Regions from separate parts of the Homo sapiens genome. Here region 2 is linked to region 1. Evidence: chromatin loops called from intact Hi-C (ENCODE). Cell type or tissue: endothelial cell of umbilical vein. All regions are shown on one strand. Each heading gives the region's core, and the rest is flanking DNA. Links, peaks and the distances in the headings are about the cores only.

The links. Hi-C counts contacts between places; a loop is a spot of excess contacts. Peaks named below come from ENCODE experiments on the same cell type or tissue, not always from the same donor. Only the 100,000 strongest peaks of a DNase experiment are listed, where the experiment ranks them.
Region 2: it touches region 1 in a loop (3-fold over the local background); 3 of 110 quality-filtered maps call a loop at or near these places.

The regions. Positions count from the first base shown.
Region 1 is chr4:76,700,302-76,708,757 of GRCh38, forward strand. All of the region lies in intron 2 of SHROOM3 (shroom family member 3), which reads left to right. Among named protein-coding and RNA genes, the nearest start is that of SHROOM3-AS1, 98 kb to the right of the region's middle. In endothelial cell of umbilical vein, for the core only: no CTCF peak of the experiment used is centred there; DNase peaks (open chromatin) are centred at 4,020 and 4,470; H3K27ac peaks cover 3,207 bases.
Region 2 is chr4:76,635,914-76,644,369 of GRCh38, forward strand. The region is part of intron 2 of SHROOM3 (shroom family member 3); the gene reads left to right. LOC105377290 (a long non-coding RNA gene) reads right to left here. Exons shown (of 4, transcript XR_001741404.2): 2 at 5,719-5,814; 3 at 1-276. Among named protein-coding and RNA genes, the nearest start is that of MIR548AH, 65 kb to the left of the region's middle. In endothelial cell of umbilical vein, for the core only: no CTCF peak of the experiment used is centred there; a DNase peak (open chromatin) is centred at 3,598; H3K27ac peaks cover 927 bases.

The sequences.
Region 1 (8,456 bases), core at 250-8,249:
TCAAGGTTGGCTGTAAGGATGGTAAGAAGCTGTGCAGAAACAGTTTGGCCCCCAGCCTGGCTCAGAGCACTCCATAAGGTAATGGCAACTTTGAGGACTGATGCTTGGATACCTGCCCTCCCTGGGGCATGCGACTGGGGGAAGCAAGTGTCTACACCGACTGTGTAAAAGTGAATGACAAGGAGAGGGAGGCATGCTGAGTGTGGGCTGCTCTCATGGTCTCTTTTCCCAGGACTTATGGCGTGTATGTATATATTTATTCAGTTAATTTTGGCTTTCTTCCCATTAATTTATAATTCCACAAAGGGAAGGATCGTGTCTGTTTTGCCACGAGTCCAGTGCCTAATCCAATGTGTGGCCTGTGGTTAGCCCTTAGCAATAGTTGATTGAATGAATGGATGATTGGGCTAGGTATAGATGTGACTAGGCTCTGGGTTTCAGCATGAAATATCTTTTTTTTTTCTTTCTTTCTTTCTTTTATTTATTTATTTATTTTTGAGACAGAGTCTCACTCTGTCACCCAGGCTGGAGTGCAGTGGCATGATCTCAGCTCATTGCAACCTTCCTCCACCTCCTGGGTTCAAGTGGTTCTCATGCCTCAGCCTCCTGAGTAGCTGGGATTACAGGTGTGAGCCACCACAACCAGCTAGTTTTTGTATTTTTAATAGAGATAGTGTTTCACCATGTTGACCAGGTTGGTCTCAAACTCCTGACCTCAAGTGATCTGCCTGCTTTGGCCTCCCAAAGTGCTGGGATTAGAGGCGTGAGCCACTGCACCTGGCCTTGAAATATCTATCTTAATATATCCTGCATCATTTCAGCAGTGTGACCGGCGCTAGAAAGTTCTTGTAGGGGCAGGAATGCTGTCTGGGTGTCAGGGGTAGGGACTTCATCATTTCTCTAGATCTAGGGACAGTTGGACTTGAGAGAGGGGTCTCATCTGAATTTCAGTCAGTCTACTTTCTTCTTCTGAAGCTTCCCCTTTAAAGAGGCTTTTGGTATTAAATGTTTGCTACTGTATCAATGGACTTTTAGGATCACAGAATCCAAAGGCAGTATGGAACAAGAGAGCTTAAAAATTAGAGTATGAGACCCTGCTGTGCCAGTCGTGTGGCTTAGAAGTCCTGACCTTGAGCGAATAACTGTCCCTCTATGAGGCTGTCTCTGCATCTGTTAAATGGGGATAAATAATACTTGCTTTACTTGCCTTTTAGGATTATTGAGGGCCAAATGAAATAATGTTTGGGAAGTGCTTTATAAGCTATAATCTGGTATTAAAGTAATGAATAATGGTTCGCTGTAGAGATTTGTATTGTTCTCTGGGAACACTAGTCTGTTACTGTAGGCTAATGATAGAGGATAGGGAAAGAAAGGCCTAGACTGAATTTTTTCAGGAGGTATTTGTCTCTCTCTACTGATACTAGTTTCACAGAAACCCTGCTTCTTCCTCCACTGGCTATTTTCAGCAGTTATTGGAGCTCTCAAAGTAATCCCCTTCACCAACTAGTGTGGAGTCTTTCTGCTGCCCACATATGCTCTCAGGATAGGCACTTCCATTTCCTAGAGAAGATGTTCCTTTAAAAATGTAGAAAATTTAGACCCTTAGACTCATTCTATTAAGAAAAAATAAGGCTAATTTTACTATTATCTGATAATTAAAATAATAAACATTAATTGTAAACAATTTGCAAGACATAGAAAAGAGAGAAGAAAAATAGTACCCATAATCCTGTCACCCAGTAGTAACATTTTGGAATACTTGCTGGTGTTTTGTTTTTATGCATATGTTTTATCTCATATGAATAACAAAAGAGTGATGTGGAAAAATTAAAGGCATACATGGTTTGATATGTGGTTGATACCTACCAAAGTATACAAAGCCCAGTAATCCTAAAAGGAATCTAATGGGGTAGGTAGTGGAGAGGGTGAGGCCTTTAGCCATAGCTCTTTCTACTTTTTAATTTAATTTTTCTTTTCTTCTTTACAATAAGGATGATTATTGCCTCAAATGATAAGAAGATTAACTGAATTACTGTTTTTAAAGCACAAATAATCTGGTACATACCATGTGCCCAGTAAATGTAAGTTTCAGTTCTACGGGTAAAAATTTAATAATTATTGCCAGGCACTGTTCTGATTGCTTTATACATATTAATTCATTCAAGCCTCACATCTACCCTTTGATGAAGGTGCTATTAGTATTCTTATTTTATAGGGGAAAAAACAGGCATAAGAGGTTAAGTGACCTGCTCAAACACCTTCCTAGGTGACAGAGCCAGAACAGGACCCCAGGCAGCTGGCTCCGGAATCCACATCGTCCATATACATTACACAGCCTGCTGCTTGTTGGAGTTGTCTTAAGATCTAGGCTCTGAGTGCTTGTAGCTAGGGGCACACCGCTTCCATGAAGATATCATCTGTTCACTATAAAGCCCTTGTGAGAGCCCTTGGTTTTCTTATGCACTTGTCCTGGGCTACTAGCTGTGTCAAAGGGCTCAGTGGGTAGAGGGACTGATGTCAGCAGTAAACTGAAGCAGATTAATATTTATTAGGCAGGTTAAAAGATTTGGCAGGTCATTTGGCTTTTTCTCCTATCCACCCTTTCCTCATCTTTCTGCAAGGTTGACATAGAGGTCATTGGCTAAGATCTGGAGATAATTAAGCTTACGGTTTCAGAAAGAGTCAGAAATATGCTGAATGTTACTGGGGTATATTGTACACCTGGATTTGTTTGGCAAGTTTCAGGGGGAAATCAAGTGAAAAAAAGCAGCAGCCAGAGCAGGAGGTGCAAATGGACAGAGGTTTGAGACATACAAAGTGCATCTCTGCAGAGCTGAAGGGTTATGTGTGGCCCTCCTGTAATAAAACAAGCTGTAGACCAGGGTAGGTAAGCAGAAAGACAGGAGGAGGCTTTAAGTACAAATGAATGGCATGCCTATGACTAAAACACTAGATAGGATACAGGCCTGAGGGCATGCAGAGGGAGCTTCCTAGATGGTAAATAATGACTTAAAAAGGAAAAAAGATGAGTAATGAGAGGACAGGACCCAGAAGGTTAAGACTTAAATGTGTAAGTTACAAAAGGTCAGTAACAGGAACAAGGGGGCCTTTTAAAGAAAGGGTAATTCATTGAGATGTCTGTGAAACGGCTGATCAATGGTCAGTTATCAGAAAATGAAGAGCACCTATGTTTGGCTAAGAACAGAAATCTGTGCCTGAGGGCATCACTTCTTAAAATCTTCTTCAGACACTGAAAAAGCTTCTAATCTAAGGCCTTTTCAGCCTCCTGGAGACTCAAGAGAAAAAGTGCTGAGAAACCTACAACTATGGCATTAGAGACCTGCAAACCCAGGAGAAGGGGGATGACAGGATAGAGATGCAATAGTAAGGCTAACTTCATGGATGAAGGACACAGAGTAGAAGGAAAACTTGAAAACCAAGAACGTGGCTTTAAATAAGACAAATTGCCACATGAATGAGTGTACACACCCAACATAAATCAAAAGGAATTTCTCCAAAGGATTCTGAGGACAAACTTAGCCCTGTATAAATGCATCCTGTCTACTTAATCACAAAAAGCATTCTGATTGCCTCCAAACATAAGGCAACAAAATTGCACTGAGCCATACCAGCTGTTTGTCGAAGGGGCTCTGCCACAGTCTCCCAACTCCCAACTTTTCTTGTCTGTCCCAAGAAAGCCTGCCGCTAATGAGATGGATCAAAAGTTAGGGCTAGATTCTATTTTCAAGAAGAAATCAACTCAGAGCCTGATCTAGAAAGTAACTAGAAGAAAAGAAGATCCCACATTTCCCAAAATAGATATTATGAACAGTTTAATGCCCTTATGGATTTAAGGACATAGAACTTTGTTTTGGATGCATTACAATTATTTCCTTTACAGGTTCCTATGATTCATTCAGCAAATATGCATTGTGTGCCTACCAGGAGACACTCACTGTGCTAGGCCTTGGGTGTGTAGAAGTTTCAAAAAACAAGGCTGAAGAAAAGCCAGAGGTGGACCCTGACCTGGCTGAGCTTATGTCTTAACAACGAAGCAGACAATGCACAAGTGAACAATTTCATGTGGTTATAAGTGCAGTAAAGGGAAAGATCAGGTGCCAGGAAAGAGTATTTGCATTAGATAAGGCAGTCTCCGAGGAGGTGATGTTCCAGCTGGGAGCAGAAACTAAGGAGTGGTCAGCCAAGAAATGAATTGGGAAGAATATTCCAGGCTTAGAGAACAGCATGTGCAAAAAGCAAAGAGCTTGGCAAGTTTGGGGAACCTAAGGAAGGCCAGTGAGGTCAGAATGCAGTAAGGGGAAAGGTTGAAGGAGGGGCAGGAGCCACGTCACCAGAGACCTTGCAGGCCAAGTAGGGGAACCTGGATTTTATCCAAAATGCATAGGGAAGCTACAGGATTTCATCAGGGAATGACATCATCCATTTACATTTTTTGAAAGGCTGCTGGGTAGACACTGGATTGGAGGGGACAGAAGTGGAAGGGGGAGGCCAGTGAGGAAGCATTCCCTCCTGGATGAAACATAACAAAAAAGGAGGAAATGGCTGATTCTAACAGACAAAACCAAGCACTTCCCTAAGGTTGTAACAGACCATGCCAAGGAGACACGATTCCTCCATCTCACCCTCCCCTTTAAGGATAAAATAGAAAAATGCAAACTCAATAGAAACCAGGAAGCAAAGGGACCTGGAGAGACCATGCCTAATGGCTCAGTTCCGTGTCTTTTACTCCAGTTTCCCCAGCCTTCCCTAATTTGTACAGTGTTCAAGAGAGCCCTAAGGAACTGAAAGATCTGGAACCCTTTCTTTTGTATTGGCTGAAACTCAGTTCAGAAAGCAGTTAATGGGTACTATTAAAATACCAAATAGGTTGGGCATGGTAACTCATGCCTGTAATCCCAACACTTTGGGAGGCCAAGGTGGGTGGATCACTTGAGCCCAGGAGTTTAAGACCAGCTCAGGCAATGTAGTGAGACTCCGTCTCTACAAACAACAACAACAACAACAACAACAACAAAACATTAAAAATCAGCCTGACATGGTGGTGCATGCCTGTGATCCCAGATACTTGGGAGGCTGAGGTGGGAGGATCACTTGAGCCTGGGAGGTCGAGGCTGCAGTGAGCCAAGATTGTGCCACTGCACTCCAGCCTGGGTGACAGAGCAAGACCCTGTCTCAAAAACGAAACAAAACAAAAAGCAAATAAGAAAGCAGTCAGTATATATTCTGGAGTTATGAATATTGGGTGGCAGGCAGAGCAAATATGAATGTCCTCATCATGGGAAGTAGAAGAAATATGTGGGTGGCTGGCCTGGCTTTCTTGTTTAACTATCTGGAAGAAGAAAGATCATACTACAGTATATTTTTTTAGCCTCTGCTAAACTTTCTCAGGTCAGCTTTGATTCCTAGCTCTTCACTCATAGTGGTAATATTGAGATATAGATACTGGAGAACAGCAAGAAACATAAACATAAAACAGCTCCAAGAAATGTCTTGTTAGTTTTGCCAACAAGTTAACTTGTGAGTTAAAAGGATATAGGAGGGAAGAAAGGCTGCAGATCTGTTGAACATTTAGCAGTACAGTCGACCCTTGAACAACACAGGGGGATTGGGGATGCTAACCCCCTAGAGTCAAAAATCCATTTACAACTCTTGACTACCCTAAAACCTAACTACCAATAGCCTACTGTTGACTGGAAGCCTTACAGTTGATTAACATATTTTGTATGTCATATGCATTACGTACTGTATTCTTTCAACAAAGTATGCTAGAGAAAAGAATGGTTTTTGTTTTGTTTTGTTTTGTTTTTTGTTTGTTTTTGAGACGGAGTCTCCGTCTGTTGCCAGGCTGGAGTGCAGAGCTCAGCTCACTGCAACCTCTACCTCCCGGGTTCAAGTGATTCTCCTACCTTAGCCTCCCGAGTGGCTGGGATTACAGGCATGTACCACCACGCCCAGCTAATTTTTGTATTTTTAGTAGAGATGGGGTTTCACCATGTTGACCAGGCTGGTCTCGATCGCTTGACCTCATGATCCACCCACCTCGGCCTCCGAAAGTGCTGGGATTACAGGCGTGAGCCACTGTGCCTGGCCGAAAAGAATGTTATTATGCTAAGAAAATCATAAGGAAGAGAAAATACGTTTACTATTCATTAATCAAAAGTGGATCATCACAAAGGTCTTCATTCTCATTGTCTTCATGTTGACTAGGCTGAGGAGGAGTAAGAGGATGGGTTGGTCTTGCTGTCTTGGGTGGCAGAGATGGACGAAGAGGTGGAAGGGAAGACAGGAGAGGTGGATACAGTTGTTTGAAAAAAATCTGCGTATAAGAGGACCCACGTAGTTCAAGCTTCTGTTGTTCAAGGGTCATCTGTACTTTATTCATTCAACAAATATTTATTGAGCAACTCTCTGTTCCAGGCACTAAGCTGAGCTGGTTTATCTTTGTTGACCTGTGGAAGAGAGGGACCAGCAAGCAGGCAACTAGCAGCCAGTGTGAATTGCACTTTGAGGTGTACATCTATAGCCAGTGTGCTGCACTGCTAGCACACAAGGGGCCACCTCACCCCGACTTCCACAGTTCCTCTGGGTAGCCAGCAGAGGAAATGATGTCGAAATTGAAACCTGAAGGATGAGTGTGGATAAGCCCGGAGAGGATCCTTTAGGGATCTAGAAGTAGCCCAATAGGCCTGGAGAGTGTATAGTTTATCCCAGTATGTTTCACTTGAACTGGATTCATTGATTTCCAGGCTTCTACAATGTATCGTTGGTTATCTTTAAGTGAGACATTGTACCTTTTAGTATCTTTTAAGTAAAAATGGGCTTATTTGGTAATATGTTTAGTTAATGGCTCTACCATCACCATTCCCTACCAAATCTGGGTTAGTAATTGTAACGCCTACAAAATCTGTGGCATAAATTGAACATTTTTGAAACCTGCCAAACTGAAAGGAAGGAGAGTGAGTGGTTGACAGTCCGAAGGGAATATGATTCCATGTGTGGTTTGAGCAAATTTACATAACTTCTCTGTATCTCAGGTTGTCAGTCTGTAAAATGGGACTTAAACCCTCATTCATTCTCTCCTTCATAAAAAAGTTGTGGGAATAATATCTGGCACATGGGAAAGCACACTTTTTTTTTTAAGAAAGACTTGGCAAATTTGCCTGAGTCGTGTATAACCATTGGCGCACCAGTGGGGCACCATTCCCCGATAAGATCAAAGCACATTGCAGACTTTGTCTATGGCAGTCTGTTTTGAGGCTAAGTAGCAACTTGAGGTGGGTAAGAAAATGTGCATTCTAGAGACAGCATGAGTTCAATGTACAGGTAAGGTATTCAATGTACAGGTAAGGCAGAAGGAAGGAAGGGCAAAGAAACAATTCCAGGGCCCTGGTTTCTGGGATGACAGGCTTCCCAACACTCATGCCAGGACTATTTTCCACCTCGGTTCACTATGGGTTTTTTTTCTTTTTTTTTAATATAATGAATTTTTAAAATGTGTGTTTGTTGCCCAGATTATTCCAGAAAGAGTTGAAGGGAGGAAAGGTGTGCTTGGTGTGCTGGTGATTCTAGCACTCTCTCCAGCCTGATTTCTAGTTTGTGTGGTGCATCCAGACAGCTCACCCAGGTGCCCAGGCTCTTTCTGGTATCCAGAGCCAACCCATCCAGGGCAGGAGGGTGAAGATTAGGAGGGGCAAAGGTTAGCCTGGAGGTTGCAATTAACAAGAATCAAAATGGGTTTCAGGATTCTCACACCCAGTTGCTAATTTCAGCTGGTCCTGTAGAGGTGACACGTAGTAGGACAACATGGTTTTGGGGGCAGTGCTGGGGTGCTGGTCTCTGCTTTTCTAGGGTAGAAAGGAATCATACATTGAAAATGCTTAAATCGATGGAATGATTTTATGTTCCTCATGCTTCCATCTCTTTCTGGTCTGCCTGCTCTTCCTGCCAGCCCTTCACTGTGACAGTCACCACTCCTAGACCTCTGTCTCTAGGCATCTCCCAGGAAGGAGAAGTGGAAAGGAAAGAGAAAAGAGCTCAGTCTCTGGTGCCCAAGACATTGTGCAAAAAAAAAAAAAAGATGGAGTCGAAAACTTTGGTTTACACAAAAAATTAGGAAGTTATTAAATACTACAAAGGTTTTATGAAAGCTCAGGCCTGGTCTTGATTGTTTTCCCCCAACAAACAAAGTTAGGGTCTAAAGGGGTCCTGAAAAGGAAAAGTCCCTCCCCTGGTTATACCAATGGGTGGTCTTGGAGTGTGCTGTTTACACTCATATAATCTTTACAGTCAGGTATTGGATGGCGAGGTATCTTTCAATCTACTTTCTAGTCACCGATTGTTCCTATGCGTGCATTATATAGATGACAGAACTGAGGTACAGAGAAGACAAAGTCACAGAGCTGCTCAGTGGGTAGAGCCAGGACTCAGACTCCAGA
Region 2 (8,456 bases), core at 79-8,078, 65 kb before region 1:
ATTGTCCTCTCTGAAATCTGTGGGCATTAGCCCTGGTGCCTCATGTAAAAGTTAGCCTTCTGGTTTCCAAACCAATTCTCTTCGTGGTAGACTCTTCATGACCAAGAATTGGGACTTCCCAGCTCTCATGTTACCAAGTCCAGTTCTCCAAGATGGTTCCTGGGAATGCTTCTTCACGTCTGAGTACCTTGTCCTGAGCATGTTTCATAAATGGGTAAAATGTGTGATTGATGTCTCTTTTATTTTATTGAAAGCTTGTTTTCTTCTGTAGCAGTTCTGAAATTTCAAGATGTTCTTCATTACTTTGTTTTAATTGCCATGTGACAAATATTTCAAGAAACACCCAGCTATTTTAAAATTTTTGACAGACTTCATGATGGAAAGACATACACACAGCCCTACTTGTTTAATAAATACTCCAACCATTAGGAACTCTAAGGGAAAGAAGTTGGTAATTATTTAATGAACCTTCTGTGTAGTCACTTTCACATAAAGTATAGCTAAGGACTCAGAAGCAGCCTTTTACTTCAGCCCTGAAATTACTACTATTAGTAATTTAAAATCACTTTTCCTAATGTGCCTAGCAGTCTCATTTACCTATACCACAGGTCCTCAAATAACATTGTTTTGTTCAACACTGTTTCACTATAAATTGATGAGGAAAAAAAATTGATTTCCAGCTGGGGTCACTATCTGTGTAGAATTTGCACTTTCTTCCCATGTCTGTGTGGGTTTTCCCCAGGGACTCTGTTTTCCCCCACATCCCAGGGATATGCATGTTAGATGAGTTGGCGTGTCTACAGAGTCCCAGTCTGAATGAGCATGGGTTTGTGTGTGAGTGCGCCCTGTAATGGGATGACATCCTGGCTAGGGTTGGTAACCACCTTTCACCCTGAGCTGCTGAGACAGGCCATGGCCAACCAAAGCACTGAACTGGAAGAAGTAGGTAAATAAATATCTTACTTGTTTTTATTAATCTTTCTTAAATGCATACATAGTTCACATTTATTTCAATGATTAATATTAGAAGTTCTTTGGTCGTTATTTAGAAGTTTGGTGATGTTTTTGTGGCCAGAAATACATCATAGGAATTTAACTCTTGTTTCTATCAATTAGCCTATGGTAGAATTGGTTTAACTAGAAATCATTTTGCTTAAAGTTGTAGTTTTTAAGAACCTACCAATGACATTAACTGAGGACTTACTGTAATTGTCCAAGAATTATAGCCTTTGAATTCATTCCTGGATGAGAGAAAAGATATTTCTATGATATATACTCCTATTTAAGAAATCAGGGGTTTTCCAAAGAAAGAAAATATCAGTGCTTCTCTGTATGAGCCCACTGTATCAAGAAAAGATGGACCCACAGAGGTTGAACCAAAACTCTTGCAGATGCAATAGGCACAGGCTCTCTGTTTCCCGTTGTTTTTCTAGGTCTAATGAAAATGTGAAGACTGAGGGCTTGGCCTCACCCTGGTAATATGATCAAGAACGGAACTGTGGTAGTAAAAATGAGAATGTTAGAAGAATCATTATATTCAGGGAAAAGAAAGGCCTCAAAAGGGAAGATTACTCTGAATAATTCATGCTCCTTTTCTCTTTTTTCCTGTGTGAAATTCAGTGTTTCCTTTATAATTTTTTGAGAAGAAGGCTATGCTCAGGATCTTTAGAAGCTGGTGGTAACTTCACAATCACTGGCTCCATCAGGCAACGAGAGACTTGCTGAAGGAGAAACAAACTGTGAAGGTAAAGAATTCTACCCAGAATGGCAACTCTGTGTGCTTTAAGAATGAATCCAAGTTTTGGAAGTTGTGGGAATGTGTTCAGTCGAAACTTTTCAATTGCTTGCACTGGGGAAACCACCCTCATCACTAGGCCTGGGGATTATGAACCAAAACCAAGGACTCCAGTCTCTGAGTCAGGGCGAGTGCCTTGGGAGGGAGGATGAAGGGAACTGGGCTCAGTGCCTCTCCTAAAATACCTTTCCCCTCCTAGAGGTCAGGTCTGGCAGGGTTTAATGACTCAATTCGTGTGCTGAGTGGCATCTTGGTAGCTCCGGGGAAGTAGTCAACACCACCCAACACAAACTGGGATTGGAGGTTAGGTGGGGTGACTATGAGCTGGACACCTAAGAGGTTATCTTCTTGGAGAGGTCAAAGAAAGCTTTTGCCAAACCTGTTAGATGAGTCAACAGATAGAGACTTCCATCTCTGCTTTCGTTCATCCTAATTTTTTAATAGCACCAAATGTGTAGAAAATCCAGAAATGAATTATCTGATGTTGTATATTTATAACAGATGTTAGATGGTTGGTTGATTAGTGTTAGCTATTTCCAATGCATGGGTTGCCTCTGACATAAGTATTGAATTAAATCAAAAATATGTTTATATATACCTACTATGTACCCAAAAAAATTAAAACTAAAAGTAAAAATATAAAATATTTTGAGTAAGCAGCATAGCAAGACCCTGTTTCAACAAAAAAAAAATCAGCCAGATGTGGTGGTGCACATCTGTAGTTCTAGCTACTCAGGAGGCGAGGCAGGAGGATCGCTTGCGCCTAGGAGTTCAAGGCTGTAGTAAGCTATGATCACACTGCTGCATTATGCCTGAGTGAAAGAGTGAGACCTCATGTCTTTACAAAAAGTTTTCTTTTTTAGTCAAAATATTCTTTCAAAAGGATCTAGTTAAAGGTTAATTTTCTGGCATACAAAGCTAGCAGACCAAATGGGTTCAAAACTTTAAATAGCATAATTCATCCAGGAAGACCATTCCTTTTTATTTTTTCCTGTGCCTTTATCTGCAAAGCTCTAAAATGGCCTTCAGGAATAAGGCAAGGTAGCTAATATTTTTCAAGCAAATTCAAGAGCAAGATAGAAATGAAATGATCCCATCTTATCTTTTCCTTCCTCCGATACCTCTGCAGTCTGACCCTAGGGAATGAGTGCTATGCGGATCAGATCAAGAGAGGTGATTTGTTTACTACTTCTGAAGACCCTAAAACTTTTGCTAACCCTAAAAGTGACCTAACCTCTTGGGAAGGGAGGGGCATTCAGTCTCGAATGACACAGACCAACCAAGAACTCCTACGGACCAGTAAGCCCTTAACCGTGTAGATACCGAAGTGAGCTTTGGGGAGAGAGAGAATCGCTATCCCCCAGACATGGTAAGGCAGTCCCCTTGAGGCAGTCACAAGTCAACTGCTCAATCTTTGGCTAGTGTCCCTCAGTAGACTAGCTCTAGTTATAAGGGGATGTTCTAAATAACCCCAATGGAACAATCCACAGCCACTTACTGAGTACCTAATAAACCCATGTATCACTCCCTGCTACCTACTGTTGAGGTAGATAGCCTCTGAAGAGCCTCTGGATTCACAAAAGCCACCCTGAAATGAATATTTCTCCAAAAAGTGCTTGGGGTTTCTTCCACATCCCCACATCCCAGCTCCCTTCCCTTTCATGCCCACAGCAAGGTCTATTGCTGCAAATTGGTGGTGAGGCAAGTTGGCTGGGAGGTGCACCTACACGGGGGAGTTCTATTGTTTTTATAACCAGTGCCAGCTCTGAGTGCGTGGTGAGTAAGAGCCTCTTCCTCTTCCCTCTGGGCTGCCCTCCTCTCCCATGCCAATCTCATTGCTGGCCTGTTGTGGATATGGTGGTAAGCAAGGGCGGCTGCCTGGCTCTGATGCTTCCCAGACTTGGGACCCAAAACTCAAGAAGACAACGAAACATGTAAGTGAGGGCTTCATGGGCCTGTGTTTCCTATTAGCCAGTATTCCTGGGTAAAGTTTTCTGGGGAGAAGGGGCAAATGTGAAGACACCACTACAGCGTTACTCTTCCTTCCCCCGTTAAGTAAATGGGAAGTTCTTACTTGGCACACAAGAATAAAATGAATGTTGACTGCCTCTTCCAGTCACCTTTGGGCTGATTTTAGGTTAGACGACGTTTTCCCTAAAGGAATCTTATTTCTGCAAACTTCTTTTTTAAAACTCAAAATAATGTCTGCTTGTTCACTTTTATGTTAGAAAGTTATAATACGAGAGTAATTATGGTTACTCTTGTAACCATAATTTTGCTTATACATTGGTTTTGCTATTTTCCTTTCTGAATGGTGTTTATTTTAGATTTTAGCTCCTCTCTTGTGTTATGTTGCTAACATTTTTGTCAGCTGCCAGATTATTACAAGCAGATAAAGGGGGAGTTTTCTTCTAAAGAGACCCCCATAGTTCACGCTCAAAGAATTTGTTTTGTATACCCTGTGAGGGGGTGAGGGAAATAATTCATTGGTGTCTTTGTGTGTGTGTCTACGTGTGTCGTTAGCTGTAATCTGCAAAGATTTCTGCATCTTTAAGCATAAAGATCGCTTTCTCATTTTGTAACATGATTTCTTTTCAAACTTGTCATGTAATTGAATCCAGCTTTGAGTGACACTTTAAAATATGCTCTCCCGCGTCAGAAGTGCTTCTTTAAGCCAGGTGCTCTTCACGCTCACCTGCTGGCGTGTTTGATTAGCAGCCAGCCACAGCCAGGTGCCAAATCCATTCTAAATATGGGAGCCTGTGCTTGAGAAGACTAGTCATACTAATTATTCAGACCTCCTCCTTGGAAGTAATGTGGCAAAATCACAGAAGCAGAAAAGCCAGAAACAGTATGAGACTTGCTATTGAGGGACCATAAAATCAGAATTTTGCCTCATAATATTGTTTTGTTCTTGGGTACATCCTTTCCAGCTATGAGCTCACCAGCCCTTGCTCTGTCTCTGAGCTGGTTGGCATCATTGCCGTTCTACAGATGGAGAATGGGAGATACAGCTGTGCAAGCCAAAATGCCCAAAAGCCGGATGATCTCACTGAAACTGGGAGCCAGCACCCCAGGTGTCTCTCTAGCTCCTTGCTGCTGGTGAATCTGCAGCTTAAAAAAGGAGAGCTGCAGGCTAAGTTGGAACCACCTAGAGTTGCCTGCAAGCAATCTGTATTTGAATTGCCTGTCAGAGGCCAGGTGAAACCAAGCAGTGGGTCAAACCAAAGGGGCTGCATGCATACATAAATGGGAAGAAGGTTAAAAGTGAGGAAATGGGGGATCGAAGTCCAGGAATGTAGGGAATATGCTGGAATATCCTTTTTATGCAGGCCATCCCTCTTTTAACTGTGGGCTGAAATATACTGGATAGTATCTGTTGTACCGAAAGTACAATGTCACACTGGTAGGAAATATTTAAAGTAAAGCCAATGTATTAATTTAAATCATTAATGCAGGAAATATTTATTGAGGCTTTCCCATGAGCCAAGTCCCATAATATTCAGCTTTGTAACTTGAGTGCCTATCATTCAGTGGATGGACAGGAAGGATGCCTTGATGAATGGATAAACACATATTGTTCATGAGATTTTAGTTTAAGGACTCTCCATCTTCTCCCTGCTCATCCTCCCTTGGGACAGCCCATTCAATCCCACAGAGACACCTGTTTCACCCCTCCCAGAACCACCCACCCACAGGAAGGAGAATTTCCTTAATGAAGGCAAGTAAACACAGGCCTGTATGCCCATAGGAAGGAAGCCTTTGTGTACTTTTACCCAGATTGAATCAGGGAAAACCATGTCAGGAAGAAGGGCACACCCTAGCCGATGCACGGAAGTAACATTTGCATGTCACAGGCTTCAACCCAGCAATCCAACACACAGGTGCGTAATCTCTGGGCCAGGCAACCAGAGCAAATTTACCTTCATGGTCTTCGGAGCTCCACCTTCCTTCATTCATCATCTCTTGAGCTTGCTTCTGAAGGTCCTAGCTTCATCTTGGACATAAGCAGCCAGGATCTAGGAAAGGCTCACCAAACACCATTATTTATTGAATGCCCTCAATGCATTGGCCTCAAACCAAATGCAGAATTAGATTACTGTCCCCGACCAGTTGGTTCACATTTTAAACAAATAAATAGGCAGGTAGAGGTGAACTAAATAGAAAGGAAGATGGAAATATACTCCAGGGAGAGGCAGGTGCTGGGGAGGGGAAACCGGTCAGAGCCTGTCATTTTTAGAGCTTAAGTAGGACAGGATCTCAAAATATTTCAGATCCAGCTCCATGTTTTTGATCAGCCAGGAAGGCAAATTTGGTTGAGAGCAGGAAAGATGAGACACACACTTCATGCCCTCAATGTTGGCTCATTCTTTCCTGATTGTTTCTATCTTTGGGCCCCTATTGTGTCTTATATGTGCTTCTGATATAGGATATGGCCAATGTACTTTGTTACAAAGTAACAAAGCAATTATTTGTTTACTCCCTATCTCTTCTAATGGATCATGAGCTCAGTGAGGGCAAGGACTCTTTGTCTTCCTCATTTCTAAATGTCTAAAGCCTGATCAATAAATGCTTATTGAATATACATATGACACCCTCAACCCCCAAAGCCATGTAACAGGGTAAGGATGACTGCGATTGGGTCTCAAATTAGAACAAGGGCCAGGATTTGAGGTGTTCAAGGAATTCAAAATAGACGTGATTGGATTTGAATGGTTGACAGCTTTCTTGAATATGCAGTATGACGCCACTGGGATTTTGAGATGATGGGATTAAGCAGGTTGGGAGGAGGCCAGTCACTGGAGGCAAAGGCTCAGGATTAGGAATGCTCTTGTGGTTCTTGGGGAATAGTGAATGGACCATAGTGGCAGGATGAGGCCAATGTGTGAAGGGACAAACAAAGTTGTTTGAAATTTAAACTTTTGGCAATGGGAAACCACTGAAGCCATTTAAGCCGAACTGTAAAGAGATAAAAGGAAAATTCAAAAGAACTGAATCTAGGTAATAGGTTAGAGCATGAGGTGCCAGGAACAAGGGCTCTATGAAGGAATGGAAGCCAATACCCATGAGTGTGTGACAAAATGCTGATCTGGGTGGGGGAGGAGGGTAGTGGGAATAAATGTTAGGATTCTGGAGTATTTGTGGGGGAGGGGAGATTTGAGATTAATGTATCATTTGTATCCAGAGTTTTCTCTCTAAATGAGGTTAAAAGAATGGGCCAGGAGCAATGGCTCATGCCTGTAATCCCAGCACTTTGGGAGGCCGAGGCGGGCAGATCACCTGAGGTAGGGAGTTCAAGACCAGCCTGACCAACATGAAGAAACCCCCATCTCTATTAGAAATACAAAAGTAGCCGGCCGTAGTGGTGCATGCCTTTAATCCCAGCTACTCGGGATTACAGTAGCTGAGGCAGGAGAATTGCTTGAACCTGGGAGATGGAGCTTGTGGTGAGCCGAAATTGCACCATTGTACTCCATCGTGCCATTTTTTGAGATGCTGTCTCAAAAAAAAAAAAAAAAAAAGAATGATGGCTAAACTCTTTATTAGGTGTTTGTTAAATGCCAGTCACTGTTCTAGGCATTTTACAAACAGTAGCTCAATTCATCCTCAGAACACCCCTTTGTAGTATTATTATTGGCCCCACTTGACAGATAAACTGAGGCACAGAGCAATTAAAGCACTTGCCCAAGGTCATACAGTTATAAGACAGAGAGACAGGATTCAGACCAGGATGTAAGTCTGCCAAGGCCCAAATATTAACCACAAATGCCTGCTTCAGCAGGTTCATGGGAAGATTTAAGGTATGATGAAAGGGGTTCTAAACAGTGATGTTTGTTATCATTTTGAAAGGAGACCAGAGAAGCATTTCCTGCATCCATTTTCCTATCATCGTTAATTGCCTACTCACACACAGTTTAAGGTTATCAGTATATAGTAAAATTTAAAATCTGTAATAGGATAATGTTTCTTATTTTGCCTTTTAAACACTGATTTTTCTCATTTAAAAATTAGTATTTGTTATAAAAATTCAAATCTTACAGAAATAACAGATATACAGTGAATATCCCATGAAATCTTAATTATCCTCCTACCCCCAAATCATTATTTACTGTTGGGTAGAAATTCCTCCAGCTCTTTTCTTTTTTTTAATCTGAGACGGAGTTTTGCTCTTGTTGCCCAGGCTGGAGCGTAATGGCACGTTCTCAGCTCACTGCAACCTCGATTTCCTGGGTTCAAGCCATTCTCCTGCCTCGGCCTCCAAAGTAGCTGGTATTACAGGCATGTGCCACCACGCCTGGCTAATTTTGTATTTTTAGTAGAGACAGGGTTTCACCATGTTGGTCAGGCTGGTCTCAAACTCCTGACCTCAGGTGATCTGCCCTCCTCGGCCTCCCAAAGTGCTGGGATTATAGGCATGAGCCACCACACCCAGCCCACCTCTTTTCTTTTATATATATAGGCTGCTGTATTACCATCATTTATGTCAATAGTAATCCTTTTTTCCAAAAGGTGATCATACTGTTTTGTAACATGCTTTTTCTTTTTCTTTTTTTTTTTTTTGGCAGAGTTTTTGCTCTTGTTGCCCAGGCTGGAGTGCAATGGCATCATCTCAGCTTACCACAACCTCTCTCCCGGATTCAAGCAATTCTCCTGCCTCAGC